2 separate regions of the Homo sapiens genome follow, and region 1 is linked to region 2. A link is a contact called in ENCODE Hi-C or POLR2A ChIA-PET data. All regions are on one chromosome and are shown on one strand. The core of a region is the stretch at or near the end of the contact, and the rest is flanking DNA. Distances in the headings are between cores, read along the strand shown. Region 1 has its middle 33 kb from the start of A4GALT. Region 2 holds the start of ARFGAP3 (ARF GTPase activating protein 3).

Region 1 (4,626 bases), core at 1,804-4,303, 170 kb before region 2:
CCATGTTGGCCAGGCTGGTTTCAAACTCCTGACCTCAGGTGATCCACCTGCCTCAGGCTCCCAAAATGCTGGGATTACAGGCGTGGGCCACTGCGCCTGGCCCTCTCTTGAATTTCTAAGGTAATTTTTGAGGTGAATTTCCCAGGGGCCCCAAGGCTCTAAATTCCAAGGCCCAGCCTGGCCCCTCCCCACTCCCTGGTCTGGAGGCCTAACTCACCCTATCAGCAGCCCCTGCTGTTGGGGGCACTGAGGGTTTTTTTTTTTTTTTTTTTTTTTTGAGATGGAGTCTCGCACTGTTTCCCAGGCTGGTGTGTGCAGTGGCGTGATCTCGGCTCACTGCAACTTCTGCCTCCTGGGTTCAAGCAATCCTTCTGCCTCGGCCTCCTGAGTAGCTGGGATTACAGGTGCCTGCCACCATGCCTGGCTAATTTCTGTATTTCTAGGAGAGATGGGGTTTTGCCATGTTGGTCAGGCTGGTCTTGAACTCCTGGCTTTAAGTGATTCACCCACCTTGGCCTCCCAAAGTGCTGAGGCTACAGGTGTGAGCCTCTGCACCTGGAGGCCCTGAGGTCTTTAGGGCAACATCAGAGGGGTGTGAGTGGCCAGGAGAAGGCCTGGGGTTTGTGCAGGTCCCTCAGCCTCTGGGGACGTGAGTTTCTCATTTATTCATCCCTCAGTAAGCAGGCATGTCCTGTCCAACCCTGGATTGGGCTGGGGCCAAGAGGGAACCCCACCCTGGGCTCCAGGAGGAGTACATGGTCTCATGGCATAGACAAATGGGGTCTCCTATACCACAGGAAAGGACAGCAAGGCCAGAGAAGAAAAAGCTCCCTCACTCCACAGAGCACAGATGGACAAAAGCCCCTGCTCCTAGGCCCAGCTGTGCCTGCAGGGTGCAGTCGGCCTGCATCTGTCCCAGATCTCCTTGAACTCTGGCCTGGCCTCTGCTCTGAGGGTATGGGCGGGGCTGGCAGAGACCTGGCAGAGCCTTCATCATCCCCTGCCAGTGCCCCCTCCCCCAGGGCCCCTGTAAGGCTCCCCTGATCCCTGCCAGCTGCCTTCTATAAATAGGTGGGTGTGGCCACTTGCCTTTGTCCCAGACCAGGGTGCCTGGCGCTGCTGACACAGGGGGCTCTGAGGGCCCCAGCTTTTGGTTCTCTTTCCTGAGGCCACGTGTCAGCAGCAGCTCCAGAACTTCTCCATGCTACCCTGCTCACTCCTTGGATGCTGCTGGCTCTGGTCCTCTCCCCATCTCCCCCAGGCCCTCCTCCAGAACCCACTCTCTGGGGGCAGGCAGCCCCTAGAATGGGTGCTCAGGTTCCATGCCCCTCATTCAGCTGCCTCACCCAGAACCAGCCCTCCTTCCTACGGCACCACTTCCCATCACCTTAAGGTCAGCTTCTCAATCTGGGTCCCCGGGAGCCACATCTCTGGGGGGCCCCTCACATTCAGTCTCAGCTGCGTGTCTCATCTGCTCATCCTCCCATCTCTCCAGCCACTTGGCCAGAAGCCAGGCTGCACCCTAAATCCCCAACATCCAGCCCTGTTCCCTGGCCCAAGTGCCTCTCCAACTGCCCTCTCCTCCACCCTCACGGCCTCTGTCTTGTTGTTCATGTCAATGTTCTTGAAGTCCACAAACTCTAAATCTAAAATCGGTGAATTTTCACCAAATTACACACCACTTAACCAGCACCAGATCAAGAAACAATAACCAGCCCGGGCGCGGTGGCTCATACCTGTAATCTTAGCACCTTGGGAGGCCAAGGCAGGTGGATCCCTTGAGGCCAGGAATTTGAGACCAGCCCAGGCAACATGGTGAAACCCCGACTCTACAAATAAAGTTAAAAATTAGCTGGGCGGGCGTGGTGGCCCATGCCTGTAGTCCCAGCTACTTCAGAGGCTGAGGGGGGAGGATCTCTTGAGCCCAGGAATTTGAGGCTGCAGAGAGCCATGATTGCACTACCGCACTCCAACCTGGGTGGTGGTGCAATGGCACCATCTCGGCTCACTGCTACCTCCACTTCCTGGGTTCAAGCGATTCTTGTGCCTCAGCCTCCCAAGTAGCTGGAATTACAGATATGCGCCACCAAGCCCAGCTGATTTTTGTATTTTTAGTATAGATGGAGTTTCACCATGTTTGCCAGGTTGGTCTTGAATTCCTGACCTCAAGTGATCCGCCCGCCTCGGCCTCCCAAAGTGCTGGGATTACAGGCGTGAGCCACCACACCTGGCCTCAGCCCAGCCTCTTAATGCAACTATGTAAATGGGCCAGGATCCAGCTGGCCAGAAATAAGAGTAGGATCCAGCTGGCCAGAAATAAGAGTAGCATCCTGGAGAACACAGAGGCAGTGAGGACAGGCACAGGCAGGGCAGAGGTAACAGCAGAAAGGCTGCAAGGCCAGAAGATGCCCGCTGCCACCACACCACCCGGCCAGGTGAGGACCCCAGCCTCTGCCCATCACAGTGCTGTGTTCTTGCACCTCTGGGCTGGGAGCAATGGGTCTAAGGCCCGGGGCAGGGCAGGGGTCCCAAAGATCCTCCGTTCCTGCCTCCTGGCCACCGACCCCTGGCCAGAGTTGTGCATCTCCTCTTTTGCAAAGAGATGGGTGGTGCCCCCTCCCAGCATGGTTGTAATGATCAAATGAGCCAGCCCAGCCCCTGGCACAGAACACATTCTCTACGACACAGAGTGGTGTTATCACACCTCCACTTTCCACACAGAGAAAGAAGCTCAGCAAGTAGGTGGCGGTGCTGGGATTTGAACCCAGACCTTCACTGTTCTGTGCACAGGGTAGGAAGGAGGCTGGCTGGGGAGCCGAGAAGGGGTCCAGTGCCTGCCTCGGGGGGCAGCTACCACTCTTCACCTCCCTGCGCCAACAGCCACAGACCAGAGTCTAATGTCCCCTTCCGAGCCCCCACAGCTACCGGAGGAGTCTGGCTCCTGCCCTCTGCCTTGGGGGATTCCAGAGGGACCTTGCACTTTGTCCTGCCCCTGCCTAACAGAGCCGGCTGTCGCCTGAGGCCCTGGTTTCCTCAGGCTGCCCCCGCCTCAGGAGCAGGAGCTGGAACAGTTGTTGGGCAACGGAGTTCTGGGAAAGGAGGAGGGAGGGGCGCTCGCTCTGGTGGAAACCTGCCCTGGGGAAATGTAATCAGATCCTCAGAGCAGCGGTTTGTTCCTGGCTTGTTTCTAGTGGGTGTGTTCACAGACGTTTTTGGCCAGGACTGAGAAAGACGTGGACCTATCCTTTACTGGGGGAGCACTGCGTGGCCTGGGGCCGGTGTCCAGTCGGTTATTTAAGAATCTTCCCAGCTGGCCAGGCATAGGCAAGCAGGGAGTCGTTTTCCCAGCAGCTCTAGGGGAAGGAAAATAATTCCCCCTTGCTGGTGTATCAATATTCAACTTCTTGTTTAAATATTAAATTGTAATGTCCTCTGAGTGCCCAACAGAGATCGGGGATGAGTGAGCCCCCGTGTTCCTGGAAGTCTGGTTTCATGGTTCACTTGTTCCTAAATCTCTGCTTGTTCTAACTTGGACTAGCCCAGTGCAAGGCGTGCTCGGAATTCTGCTGTGAGGTTGGGGGTCAGGGTGGGACCAGGCTTCAGGCCCTGGACTCAGGTGTGATCTGTGCTGCGGTGGGGTTGGGGGAGGAGGAGCATCCCCTTCCAGGGTGGGTGTGGCGGCAGCAGCAGCAGCAGCAGCAGGAAACCAAGGGGAGGTGAGACGTGAGACATTCCTCCCAGCTTTAGTCCACTGCCAAAAATCAGAACCCAGCCCCGGTCCCCACCAACTTCCAAGGAGAGAAACGAGACCAGGCCAGGCACGGTGGCTCATGCCTGTAATCCCAGCACTTTGGGAGGCCAAGGTGGGCAGATCACCTGAGGTCAGGAGTTCGAGACCAGCCTGGCCAACACAGTGAAATCCTGTCTCTACTAAAAATACAAAAATTAGGCCAGGCACGGTGGCTCATGCCTATAATCCCAGAACTTTGGGAGGCCGAGGCGGGCTGATCACCTGAGGTTGGGAGTTTGAGACCAGCCTGACTGACCAACATGGAGAAACTCTGTCTCTACTAAAAATACAAAATTAGCTGGGTGTAGTGACGCACACCTGTAATCCCAGCTACTCGGGAGGCTGAGGCAGGAGAATTGCTTGATCCCGGGAGGTGGAGGTTGCGGTGAGCCGAGATCGCGCCATTGCATTCCAGCCTGGGCAACAACAGTCAAACTCTGTCTCAAAAAAAAAAAAAGAAGATTGTTTCTGTCTCACATTACAGTCCCAAGGTGAGTGCTCCAAGGCCACTGGGGCCACTCTGCCACCCCCAAAATGTGCCCTGCAAAGCACTCCAGCTGCTGCCATGCTCCAGCCAGTGGGAAGCGGGTTAGAGTGCCCAAAGCAAATGTCTTTAAGATCATCCATGAGTTGCCCGCATCACTCCTGTTCACATCCCATTGGCCTGGACTTAGTCACATGGCCACAGCCAGCTGCCAAGGGGAGGTGCTATGTCTGCCTAGAACTCGCTGTGTTCTTTTTCTAAGGACCACAAGAAGAATGGACACTTGAGGATGGTAAATAGCATCTAACACACGAGACAAGGAGTCGGGATAGGGCGCTTTCAGGGTTGGTTA
Region 2 (5,309 bases), core at 1,184-3,683:
AGGGTTTCAAACCAATGATCAAATAAAAGGTCTCAACCAAGAAATATAGCACATTACTGTTAAACATTACCAGAAAACATTTTTGCTCATTGCTTTTATTAATCTTATTACAGAATATAAATTTTTCACAGGTGTGTTCTTCATCATAAAAACAGCTGCCATTTATTGAAGACTATTATATGCAGTTCCTACTCTAAGTGTTTTTCTTGGATTATTCCATTTAATCTTCACAATAACCCTCTGAGTCAGGTCTAGTTCATGCCCCATTTTCAGAGGAGGAAAAAAGGGACAAAGTGGTCAAGTAACCTGTCCAAGGGTGACATACCTAGAAAGTAGCAGTTTGGACAATACAAGCCTGTCTCTCAAAAGCCTCTTGATATAAAGACATTGATTTCTAATTTAAAATTATCTTTGAATTAAATCAAAGAGAATACATGTTGATGTTTCTGAGATAAAGGTGACAAAAAAATATAGTTTACACATTGCTAACCGCAGATCCTAATCTTGACTAAGTTACACAGGACCCACTCTTTATAAACACATCAATCTAAATTTAAAAATCAAGGCTGGGCGCGGTGGCTCACGCCTGTAATCCCAGCACTTCAGGAGGCCGAGGCGGGTGGATCACTTGAGGCCAGGAGTTTGAGACCAGAGTGACTGACATGGTGAAACCTCGTCTCTACTAAAAATATAAAAATTACTTGAGTGTAGTGGTGGATGCCTGTAATCCTGGCGACTCAGGAGGCTGAGGCAGAATTGCTCAAACCCAGGAGGCAGAGGTTGCAGTGAGCTGAGATCGCACCACTGCACTCCAGCCTGGGCGACAGAGCAAGGCTCTGTCTCAAAAAAATTAAAATTAAAACGTTAAAAAAAAAAAAAAGAACATTAAGGCCAGCATGGTGGCTCATGCCTGTAATCCTAGCACTCTGGGAGGCCAAGGCAGGAGGAGGCAGGAGGACTGCTTGAGCCCAGGAATTTGACACCAGCACGGGCAACATAGCAAGACCCTGTCTCTACAAAAATTAATTAATTAATTAATTAATAATAACAATTAGCTGGGCGTGGTGGTACAGCCCTGTGGTGTCAGCCTCATCAGGAGGCTGGGAAGGAAGGATGGCTTGGGCTGGGTAGGTCAAGGCTGCAGTGAGCTAGGATCAAGGCACTACACTTCAGCCTGGGTGACGGGGTGAGACCCTGTCTCTAAAAAAATAAATAAATAAAAATGTGAAAATCAAGAGAACAGTAAAGAAACGGGCACTGGAGAATTCCTGGAGCCTTTCTCTTAACTTTCCCACATCCATCAGACATCACCTCCAATAAACTGTTTCCTTCCTCACCTAGGCTGGAAAAAATATGGGCTCCCCTGTACCATCAAGACTTAAAACCAACAGAAACACCTATTTTGTAACACTCGGGAACTTTCTATGCCAGCATATCGAGGTTCAATAACAGCTGTTCCCTTCGGGAAGTGACAGTGGGAACCAGACAACACTCGTGTCACAGGAGGGGCGGGGAGAGCCCACGCTGACGCGACAGCCCTTTGCACTCTCCAAGTCCCTCTCCGACCCGACGTGTCACCTTAGCCCCCTGCGTCACCCCAACGCCTCCAGCCAGCTGCGCAAAGCTGTAAAAGTTCCAGGGAGAGAACAGCCTCTGGAGACAAAAAAAAAAAGGAAACCTCCATCTCCAAAGAGAACCGAGGAGAGGGAGGAGGCTGTGGTGAGCCTCCCTGGCCAAAGCGACAAAAGCTGGAAGCCAAAGCGTAGACTACTCGGCAACTTTATCAGAAGAGAAACTGAGGCAGGCACCGCAAGGCCCGAGGAGCCAAGCCGGCTCCAACAGGCGGGGTCGAGCTCCAGGGTGGCGCTGGGGGAGCCGCGCTTTCCCCGCATCCGGCGCCAGCAGCCGGGGTTTCCGAGCCGGGAGCTCCCTCCTCGCAGCGCCCCCGAGGATGCCCCCGCCCCCGCCTCCGCTCAGAGCCGCCGGTGCTCGCCCCCCGCCCCAAGAGCTCGCCGGGGGGTGTGCCCGCGCCGCCGCCCCCGGGAACGCTCCCCGGCTCGCGTGAGGACCCCCGCGCTGCGGCCTCCCGCCCGGGCCTCTCAGCTGCCCGGCCCCGCCCGCCCCGGCCCGGCCAGGCTGCCGCGGCCCCACAGTGCGACGTGTCACAGGCCGCGCCGGCCCCGCCTCCCAAGCCACGGGCACTGGCGCCCGCGGGGCCTCCCGCCGGTTCCCGCAGGGATGCCAGGCAGGCCCGCACTCGCCCGCGGCCGCTACCTTGTTAGTGGGCACCGAGCGGAGGCGCTTGAAGATGGTCAAGATGTCCTGCTTGCTGGGGTCCCCCATCGTCAGCTGTGAGCCGCGGCGCAGCTGGCCCAGCCAACCGGTAAGAGTCGACGAAAAGCGGCTACCGCCTCAGCAGGAGCGACGAGGCCGCGGGGGCGGGGCTGCGCGTAACGGTCAGGCTCCGCCCCAATCCCCGCCCACGACCGGGCCCGTCCACCGCCGGGGCGCAGGCGCCGCTCGCTTTCCCTCCCCGCCCTCGCTTCAGCCGCGCCGCTGGCCCGACCCCAGGCGCTGCACGCGCGTGCGCAGGAGGCTCGCGCGCCATTTGCGGCGCGGCTCCACGCCCTTAGCGCTGGGCGAAGCCGGGCCCGGGTGTGGCTGCCTGCCACGCGCGCTGCCATAGGATCCACCAACGTTTCGCCTGGTCGATCGCCATTTCGCCTAACGGGCTGCTTCCATGGAAAGGTCAGAGGCAGGGGAAGGGGCGCACGCGCCCTCCTTCGGCACGAGACGGACGGAGGGCCCGTGCCTTGACGCCGGACCTTAGCTGGTGGCCTTCCCTTTTTTTTTTTTTTTTTTTGAGACGGAGCCTCGCTCTGTCCCCCAGGCTGGAGTGTAATGGCGCGATTGCGGCTCCTTGCAACCTCCCTGGTTCAAGCGATTCTCCTGCCTCAGCCTCCCGAGTAGGTGGGATTACAGGCGTACATCACCACGCCCGGCTAATTTTTGTATTTTTAGTAGAGACCAGGGTTTCACCATGTTGCCCAGGCTGGTCTCGAACTCCTGACTTCAGGTGATCCACCCACTTCGGCCTTCCAAATTGCTGGGATTACAGACGTGAGCCGCCGCGCCCGACTCTTTTTAATTCTTGCCCTCAGCTCACGCCAGGCCCTGGGTGGAAAGCTTTCTTTGCCCGGAAACTGGCTTTCTGAAACCAAGGGCTTTTGTGTCACGTTCATGGAGAGATGGCAGTGCGGGTTGAGGCAGAAGTGCTCAGTCAGAACTGATGAGTCCAGATGAGAAGCTTGACTTTTAACCCCGGCCCTCGGGGCTGCACCCTACCCTCTGGGAAACAATTCCAGCCAGAAGAGTTTACACTCAGCAGAAGGTGCCTCTGTCACCACAATGGGTGTGGAGCCACTGGAAAGAGGTTGGGTGATAGTGAGGAAGGACAGCAGGTTTTGGCATCAAAGGCACTACCTTGGCCTCAATCCCAGTTCAGCCAGCTGCTTCCTAGCTCTGTGGCCTTGGTCAAGACACTTACCTTCTCTAAAGCATGGTTTATTTGCAGTCTCAGGGGCTCATGCCTGTGATCCCAGCACTTTGGGAGGCTGAGGCGGGAGGATCACTTGAGCTCAGGAGTTCAAGACCAGACTGGATAATATGGTGAAACCCCGTCTCTATAAAAAAATGCAAAAATTAGCCGGGCATGCTGGCATGGGCCTGTAGTCCTAGCTACTTGGGAGGCTGAGGTGGGAGGATCGCTTTAGTCCAGGAGGTCGAGGCTGCAGTGAGCCAAGATCGCACCACTGCACTCCAGCATGGGCGACAGACCAAGACCCTGTCTCAAAAAGTAAAATAAAATAAACCATGGTTTATTCATCTGTACAAAGAAATTAAAGAATCAGTGCTGAGTAGCACAGGTGAGCAGCTTCCTAGGGATATCCTGAAGAGCCTTTGGTGGAGGCTTTCTACTGTTAGAAGTCAGGAAATGTACACTCCACCTATCTGCTTGGAGACCCTCGGTGGCAGTTGGGAGCTTGCAGACAATGTAACTTATAAACCCAAAGCTGCAACTTTTCCAAGAAAGGGAAATTGATTATCTTCCAGAAAAGTACATTACTTTTGCAGGTAGCTCTGATGGTTTAAAAGTTCTTCCTGTATTGAGTCGAAGTATAACACCTGTGCTTTGTGTCCACCGGGTACTAGTTTGGCCTTATGCAGAATACCGGGCATGTTTATGAGCAGTTTTATCCTTCCTGATGGGAATGGGAATGATGGTCCCATTTACTACTTGGAGCTGAAATCTTACTAAGTTATATTATCAGAGTAGTGCAGTCTAGCCCATTCTCCACCATAGAGATTGAGGAGAGGGAAACAAAAGCAGTAAATTATAGACAGTATCTACACGAATAGGGGAGGAAGGGGTAGGAGGTACCATTTATACACTATGGTTGCTTAAGTGTTCTTCATAGAACTTAGCATCTAATACTATAACATATAATATTCTATCTATATGTTATCTGGCTCTAATTGAATACAAAAATATATATTTCTGGCCGGGGGCGGTGCCTCACACCTGTAATCCCAGCACTTTGGGAAGCTGAGGTGGGTGGATCATGAGGTCAGGAGTTCGAGACCAGCCTGACCAACATGGTGAAACCCCATCTCTACTAAAAATACAAAAATTAGCCAGGCATGGTGGTGGGCACCTGTAATCCCAACTACTCAGAGGCTGAGGCAGGAGAATCGCTTGAATCTGGGAAGCAGAGGTTGCAGTGAGCCGAGATCACACCACTGCACTCCAGCCTAGGCGACAGAGCGGGACTCTGTCTCAAAAAAAAAAAAAAAAAATATATATATATATATATATATATATATATATATATATTTCTTGAAATCAAATGTTTTTTCTCCTTTTTCTTTTGAGGAGTCTCGCCGGAGTGCAGTGGTGTGATCCTGACGCACTGCAACCTCTGCCTCCCAGGTTCAGCCGAGTCTCCTGCCTCAGCCTCCTGAGTAGCTGGGATTATAGGCGCCCGCAACCATGCCTGGCTAATTTTTTTTTTTTTTTTTTTTTTTGAGATGGAGTTTCACTCTTGTCATCCAGGTGGAGTGCCATGGCGTGATCTCGGCTCACTGCAACCTCTGCCTCCCAAGGTTCAAGCGACTCTCCTGCCTCATCCTCCCGAGTAGCTGGGATTACAGGCGCATGCCACCACACGTGGCTAATTTTTATATTTTTAGTAGAGACGGAGTTTCACCATGTTGTCCAGGCTGGTCTCGAACTCCTGACCTCAGGTGGT

The links. A loop is a pair of places that touch in the nucleus more often than their neighbours do. ChIA-PET counts read pairs that join two places held with the same protein, here RNA polymerase II (POLR2A). Pooled maps may share reads with other maps.
Region 1: a map of gastrocnemius medialis shows a loop between it and region 2 (5-fold over the local background). The contact joins the enhancer-like site here to the promoter of ARFGAP3 in region 2. A Hi-C loop is called at or near these places in 1 of 168 maps with a recorded cell type or tissue (gastrocnemius medialis) and 5 of 50 pooled maps. POLR2A ChIA-PET finds 5 or more read pairs at or near these places in 6 of 52 experiments (B cell, BJ, GM10248 and 3 more).

Annotation. Positions count from the first base shown.
Region 1 is chr22:42,685,423-42,690,048 of GRCh38, forward strand. No RefSeq gene overlaps it. Among named protein-coding and RNA genes, the nearest start is that of A4GALT, 33 kb to the right of the region's middle. RefSeq lists enhancers at 649-1,540, 1,541-2,430, 2,431-3,322. Within about 2 kb of position 3,054, at least 27 of the 41 ENCODE cell types and tissues checked have a DNase peak (open chromatin) inside an H3K27ac peak, as active enhancers do; they include gastrocnemius medialis, where a contact is called at or near this core.
Region 2 is chr22:42,854,840-42,860,148 of GRCh38, forward strand. ARFGAP3 (ARF GTPase activating protein 3) reads right to left here and starts at 2,434. Exons shown (of 16, transcript NM_014570.5): 1 at 2,275-2,434. The coding sequence starts at 2,343. RefSeq lists an enhancer at 1,593-2,437 and a silencer at 1,960-2,709.